Regions from separate parts of the Homo sapiens genome. Here region 2 is linked to region 1. A link is a contact called in ENCODE Hi-C data. All regions are on one chromosome and are shown on one strand. Each heading gives the region's core, a stretch centred on a gene start or an enhancer-like site at or near the end of the contact. The rest is flanking DNA. Distances are from core to core; before and after follow the strand shown. Region 1 overlaps CREBBP (CREB binding lysine acetyltransferase). Region 2 has its middle 61 kb from the start of ADCY9.

The links. Hi-C counts contacts between places; a loop is a spot of excess contacts on that map. Pooled maps may share reads with other maps.
Region 2: a loop to region 1 is called in a map of right cardiac atrium, with 4 times the contacts of the local background. The contact joins two enhancer-like sites. A Hi-C loop is called at or near these places in 1 of 168 maps with a recorded cell type or tissue (right cardiac atrium), 5 of 37 single-sample maps with no recorded cell type and 7 of 50 pooled maps.

What each region holds. Positions count from the first base shown.
Region 1 is chr16:3,792,026-3,795,676 of GRCh38, reverse strand. CREBBP (CREB binding lysine acetyltransferase) reads left to right here. Exons shown (of 31, transcript NM_004380.3): 4 at 2,051-2,291; 5 at 3,583-3,651. Among named protein-coding and RNA genes, the nearest start is that of TRAP1, 76 kb to the right of the region's middle. Within about 2 kb of position 2,401, at least 9 of the 41 ENCODE cell types and tissues checked have a DNase peak (open chromatin) inside an H3K27ac peak, as active enhancers do.
Region 2 is chr16:4,175,511-4,179,161 of GRCh38, reverse strand. No RefSeq gene overlaps it. Among named protein-coding and RNA genes, the nearest start is that of ADCY9, 61 kb to the right of the region's middle. RefSeq lists a silencer at 1-3. Within about 2 kb of position 2,066, at least 4 of the 41 ENCODE cell types and tissues checked have a DNase peak (open chromatin) inside an H3K27ac peak, as active enhancers do.

The DNA of each region.
Region 1 (3,651 bases), core at 1,152-3,651:
AGGGGCAGCTCAAGGCCTGTTTGCTTACTGAAGCTTTATTTACAGTTATAAAAAATAAAGGAGGGGCCAGGGATTCCAGTTTATGCCCCATAACAAGAACTAGTTAAATGAGTATAAAGTTAAAAGAGTAACATGCTGTTCATTACAAGTCATTCCAGCCCACTATCTGAGACAGTTTAGTGGTATGGGGCAGAACATGGAAAAAACACTAAGCAAAACATGTGTGTTGCAGGGGAGATACGAGGCTCTATTGATTATGGTTCATACGTAAACATTTATATAGAAAAAAGAAGGGAAAAAAACCTATCAACGCTTTAGTAGTGGACTCCTGGATAATGGGATTTTAATTGTTGTTAATTATTTCTGTAGTAGTTCTCTAGCTTTCCAAATTTCCTGCAGTGTATATATATACTTTTATAATCAGGAAAAAATAAACATAAGAGGCTATTTTCTCTTAGGAGTTGAGCCCTGCATTCATGGTGTTCTGCTTCTCAGCTAGGATGCTGATTTTGCTTTGGGTCCTTCTCAGAATTGCTTTGGGTCCTTCTCAGACTTCCAAGAGTTTTGCTCCCAAGCCCAGCCACCCAGCTTTTCTACGTACTTATTTTCTAGTTCTCATAAAGGTAAAATCAAAACAGAAAACTCTATAAACTTTTAAAAGTGAGCTTTGATTCATTAAAAATTATTTGTATAGTTTTCTCTCCTCTTTGTGAATATACAGTTTTGATTCATACATTTTTAAAAAATCCGAGTGGCGTACTTTAGGGGAGGTAATGAGGGTCGTGGAAGCAAGCTGGAAATATCAGAGTACTAGAGAAAATTGGAAATCCCGGAACTGTGGATGATACTGTTGCACATTAGGAACACTTCTCTTACTGCCTAAGTCTTTTTCAGTAAGTTTATCTGAAGAATGCTTATAGTTTGTAAAGAAGAAGACTCTATGGGTCCCCTTTTCCATTTGCCTTGCTGTTAAAAGGTTTGTTTGGTCTGGCTTGTTATTTCAGGCAACTGAAAGCAAACCCTTTCTGTATTTTTAGCAGATCACCAAATCTTTAAAAATTGTCAGCTGTCTGAGTGGAAATTGTAATGAAAAACAAAGCATAGGACAAGAATGCATTTCCCATTGCACTGGGTGGTTGTATTAAGGCTAACTGTCATTATTCTTTTAGGAGAGGTAATGGTTGCTGTGAAATCAAGCTGCACGCATTGTCCTTCTAGTCATGTGATAATGAAATCCAAAAGGTGGCTCTGATTCTTTTTGCTACATCAAATGTTTGTAGTACATTGCAATTGGTCAGGCCTTGGCAAATCTTTTTTTTTTTTTTTTTTTTTTTTTTTTTTTTTTGAGACGGAGTCTCGATCTGTCGCCCAGGCTGGAGTGCGGTGGCGCCATCTCAGCTCACTGCAAGCTCCGCCTCCCGGGTTCACACCATTCTCCTGCCTCAGCCTCCCGAGTAGGTGGGACTACAGGCACCCGCCACCACGCCTATAGTCCTAATTTTTTCTGTTTTTTAGTAGAGATGAGGTCTCATCGTGTTAGCCAGGGTGGTCCCGATCTCCTGACCTCGTGATCCGCCTGCCTCGGCCTCCCAGAGTGCTGAGATTACAGGCGTGAGCCAACGCGCTCGGCCAGGCCTTGGCAATCTTTTTAATTAGGTTGTACCCTATGAAATTGCCAGTGTTTGGCCATTTGGGACCTACAGAAACAGCAGTTTCATATGGTCCAGCTGGTATAGTACACAGCTTTTCCTGTAGTTGTGTATATTGTAGAGTGAGTTGGATTTTGGTTGCTACAGTGAAGAGCCAGCCATTGTCTTGCTTGGATGATAATTGTATACAAGTGAACTTGAATCAGCCTTGCTGCTGAGTTGGGTTGATTTCTGTGCTGCTGGATCTTCTTAAAGTCATCAGTGGGTTAGAGAACTACACCAGCCTTCTCTCTGTGGTCGGTATTATCCATCAGCTTTTGCTTTTGTTTGAGAAATAATTAATGAATATGACTTGGAACTCTGAGAGGTTAAAGTATTTTTATTATTTTGCTTTATTTTAGTCTCAGATGCAAACATCAGTGGGAATTGTACCCACACAAGCAATTGCAACAGGCCCCACTGCAGATCCTGAAAAACGCAAACTGATACAGCAGCAGCTGGTTCTACTGCTTCATGCTCATAAGTGTCAGAGACGAGAGCAAGCAAACGGAGAGGTTCGGGCCTGCTCGCTCCCGCATTGTCGAACCATGAAAAACGTTTTGAATCACATGACGCATTGTCAGGCTGGGAAAGCCTGCCAAGGTAAGTGCTGTTTTTGGAACTCCTAGTGGTAGAGGTCAGGAAGAATTTGCCTTTATTGTTCTTACAGCAGCTCTCTGGTTCATAAGGCTCCGGCAGCCTGAGTGCTGCCTTCCATTGGGTGTGGCAAGACATGTTGCGCTCACGTTCCCCACGCGACGACAGTCAGGTGCTCCAGGAAGTCTTATCTGCTGAAGAGAAAGGCGATTTGGTTTTCTGATACTCTGTGAACTTCTGCTGCTTGAAGCTGTGCCCCGTATTTGTTCTTTTCCTCCTTCCTCTGTCACGGAAGACATTGGTCACTTCTTGAGCACTGTCTTTGTTGTGAATGTCTAGATTGTGGTTTTCTTTTGGGGCAATGAACATAGCACAGGCACGTGCAGGCACACGCCCTTCCTGCATCCCAACATCTGTCTTGGTGGCCTGCGGCCTTGCTCCTCTGTCCTGTGTCTTGAGGCAAGTGCGGATGACAGCGAAGTTGTCCTGGGTGACTGGCAGTGACATGGGGAACTATGCACTGTATCATCCCAGGGGGGGTGGTGAACTAGGCACTTCACGTGCCCTCTGTCTCCCCTTTTACCGCAGACACCTCATTTCTACCGAAGGAAGTGTTTCTTATTAACAGCTGTACTTTCCTTTAATCTTTATTCTCTTTCCTTCTCTGCTTATGCTCATAAACTTAGGGGAATCTCCCCCTGGTCTCCCCGTCTCCCGTTGTGACATTTGTGAGTCCCCAGAGTAACCCTGTTGTAACAGAGAAGCAGAGAAGGGTAAGGTTAGACCTTTAGAAGATGAAGACGGAATAACCAGGGTCAGTTAGCCTCTCGAGTACTTCTTCACCAAGTGCCCAGAGTCCCTTTCAGAATCTCTACAGACTTCTCATTTGCTTCTCTATCTGTATTTCTTCACTGTAGTATTTAGGTGGTTTCATCTTGAAACATAATTGAACATTTTTATTTTAAATAGTGACATCACAGAACTATTATTTGTTCTACCTTTCATTGCAGTTGTTCGCTATTCCAGGTTGAATAGTTTTTGTTTTGTTTTGTGGGCTGCCCTTTATCACCCATCCTTCATAACATTGCTTCTAGGGGAAGTTTTGTTTGGATTTCTCAACAGTCAACTTACAAACTTTTTGGAAAACAGCCTGTTTGTAAGTTGAGGACTGCCTATACTGTGTTATGGTTACACTTGTTACCATTTTCTTATGGAATCTGGCATTATAATTTAGGTATAATTGAAAGTGTGACGATTTGGATAGAAAAATAACATCTCGTTGTTTTTCTGGTCATAGTTGCCCATTGTGCATCTTCACGACAAATCATCTCTCATTGGAAGAACTGCACACGACATGACTGTCCTG
Region 2 (3,651 bases), core at 817-3,316, 380 kb before region 1:
AGTGGCCTGCTGTGGAGCAGAAACCTCTGCTGGAAAGCGCCGAGCCATTTCTTCCATGCCTTCCTCTTGCTTTACTGCCGTGTCCCCTTTTTACTGGCCTCTTCTTTCCTGGAGGGTCCCATGAAGTCTTTCAGTTGTTGTTCATAATCTAAGCCCCTCAAGCATGGAAAAGGAACCTGATATGTATTGATCACATGCTATGTGCCTGACATGCTGTGCCAGATGCTTCATATCTAGATTTCATTTAATTTCATAGCAATTTATTAGGTAAAAAAGTCAGAGAGCTCACAGCTGAGAAAACTAAGGCTGGTTAGGGAACATGTGGAATATTACACAGCTGTTAAGAGGAGAGCTGGCATTTGAACTCTGGTCTAATCCCAAAGTCCATTCTAACACCCTTCACACTCAGAATAAACCCTGTGCCTGGGCAACAGTGAGACCCCCATCTCTACAAAAAATTAAAAACAGATTAGCAGGGCGTGGCCGGGTGCAGTGGTTGAGGCTGCAGTGAGCCGTGATCAGGCCACTGCGCTCCAGCCTGGGCGACATAGCAAGACCCCGTCTTGAAAAAAAAAAAAGAAAGAATAAACCCTGCTGCTGCAGTATTTGGGTTTATCTTATACCTTTGCAAGTCAGAGCCTTTTCCTTGTGCCGTTACTTGTATCCCCGGGGCTCGAGTGTGTGGAAGGTGCTGTTTCAGCTCACCCTTGTGGGTTTCCACGTGGAGTGCCTAACATTTCATTCCATCCATCGTCTGTCATTCCATCCATCTATTCCTTTGCTGCTGATGGCTCCTCCATCTGGGAGGCCGTTTCACCGGTTTCTGAATGGCAACATCCAAGCCCAGTTCCAGTGCCACCTCCCCCATTGTGTCCCTTGGATCTCATTTGCCTCCAGATTCCCAAACTTACCTTTGTTACCCTTCCCTGAAGGATTTCTTACGTTACTCCTTGTGTTACAGTAATTTGGGCATGTGATTTATTTTCTTTGTTGTGGGGGACAGGGATTATTCTGCAATAGTACTTGAATCTTTCCAGGACCTTAAACTAGCAAGCCGCCAGTGAATGCACGCATCAGGGGAGCCCTTTATGGGGAAAAGGGTTTGTATAGTGAAGATATCTTCCTCTACTTTACATGTTAACTTTGCTTAAAAACAATATTCAGCTGTATGATAAATGTCCTGGTTGAGTCTAGCGTGATGGTAGGGCACTCCTAGGGAGAAATTCCTTGTGTTTTCCTTGAGAGTTTCAAATTTGTGTTTTTGGGTTTTTTTTTGTTTTGTTTTTTTTTTTTTGAGACAGGGTCTCACTCTGTCACCCAGGCTGGAGTGCAGTGGCATGATCTTGGCTCACTGCAACTTCCACCTCCCAGGCTCAAGCGATTCTCCTGCCTCAGCCTCCTGAGTAGCTGGGACTACAGGCACACGCCACCATGCCCAGCTACTTTTTGTATTTTTAGTGGAAACAGGGTTTCACCATGTTGGCCAGGCTGCTCTCGAACTCCTGACCTCAGGTAATCCACCCGTCTTGGCCTCCCAGACTGCTGGGATTGGAGGCATAAGCCACTGTGTCTGGCAAGAGAGCTTTGAATTTGGGGAAGTGAAGAGACACTAATGAGGGCAGGCAGTGGGGAACAGGCTGCTTAGGTAAAAGGCCCCCCAGACCCTACATATTCGACTCTCCAGATGGGGCCCAGCAGAGTGGTGAGCTGTGTCCCTAGACTTTTATCACATGCTGCAGCTTTTCTGAGGCCATCACTTGTGCTCCCAAGTCCCTTTATGTTTGTTCTGATAGACGAAGGCCATCACTCCTCCTGCTTTCACCACTGGGGATGAGGGAAACCTTGGCCATAGTGGCAGTCCTCCCTCCCTGGGACCCCAGTCAGTTCAGAGCACCTATTTCCCATAACACCCAACACAGACAGATGCTAGGGCCCTTCCGCAGAGAACGGGTGTGGGCTGGGATGACTCACCTGCTCTGTGGCCGCCTACAGTGCAGCTCAAAGCCCTTGGGAATCAAAACACTTCCCTAGGACAAGCACAGAGGCTCTCCTTAGAGACAGCAGTTTGGGTTCCTGCTTCTGCAAATGCCTGTCACCGTACTGATGTTTCAAAGTCCAGGTCAGTGAGGAGCCATCCAGCTGAATGGCCATGGAGAACAGGCAGAATCAGCAGCTTCAGAAAGCAGTGCCCTGATCTGGGTATCAGATGACCCAGGTCTCACCTGGGCTCTTCCAGGAGCTCACTGTGTGTTTATAAAGGAAGAGTATTCAATTTTTTTTTTTTTTGAGATGGAGTTTCGTTCTTGTTGCCCAGGCTGGAATGCAATTGCACGATCTTGGCTCACTGCAACATGCACCCTCCGGGTTCAAGCAATTGTCTTGCCTCAGCCACCTGAGTAGCTGGGATTACAGGTGCATGCCACCACGCCTAGCTAATTTTTATATTTTTAGTAGACGGGGTTTCACCATGTTGGCCAGGCTGGTCTCAAACTCCTGACCTCAGGTGATCCACCTGCCTCGACCTCCCAAAGTGCTGGGATTACAGGTGTGAGCTACCACGCCTAGTCTAAGAGCATTCATTCTTTAAGTAAACTTTTTTTTTTTTTTTTTTTTTTTTTGAGACAGAGTCTTGTTTTGTTACCCAGGCTAGAGTGAAGTGATGCCATCATGGGCTCAAGCGATCCTCCCACCTCAGCCTCTTCAAGAAGCTGGGACTACAGTCCCATTACACCTGGCTAATTAAAAAAAAAAAAAAATTTTTTTTTAGAGGTGGGGTCTCACCATCTTGCCCAGGCTGGTCTCCAACTCCTGGGCTCAAGCGATCCTCCTGCCTCGGCCAACCAAAGTGCTTGGATTACAGGAATGAGCCACCGCACAAGGCTTAAACTTTTTTTTTTTTGGACCGCTGACTTCTGCTGTGCTAACTAAGGACAGAAAGGGTTATGAGAAGTCAAAATCTGTCCCTCACCATGATGGTCTCTCAGTCTCTGCAAATGAATACAAGTCAGGGTAATGAATGCAATACTGCACTAAGGTGGTTTGAAGTATGGAAGAGAAACTAATATCCTAGGGGAAGTGAGTGAGTCAGGTTAGATTTAATTGAAAAGATGACATTTGAGCTAGCCCTTGAAACTGGAATTCCTTTGGCAGACTGGAGTAAGTCTGTTGCATCTTTGGGGAATATTGTCAGAGGAATGTAGAGAAGGGTGAGGGTGAAGAGAGACAAGATTTGAAGGTCCGTGTGGTCTCAGGAGTCAAGGGCCTTGGTAGAACATGTGAACTTCGGACCTTATCCTGAGGGCAGCAAGACATGATCAGCTCTGTGTTGTAGAAAGATCACTGTGGCTGCAACGTGGAGGATGAATTAAAAGGGTCAAAGAGGAAGAGAGAGACACCGGTTAGAAGAAGATTAGACTATTACAGGAAGGAAAGTTTGAGGACCTCCACTACGGTATTACAGAAGAGAGCTGGACTGGATAATACCTAAAATCAAAGTTTTATGCTCCTGAACCCACCAGTGCTTGGCGCTTTTCTTTTTTTTTTTTTTCTTTCTTTCTTTCTTTCTTTTTTTTTTTTTTTTGTGATGGGGTCTCGCGCTGTTGCCCAGGGCTGAGTGCAATGGCGCCATCTTGGCTCACTGCAACCTCTGGC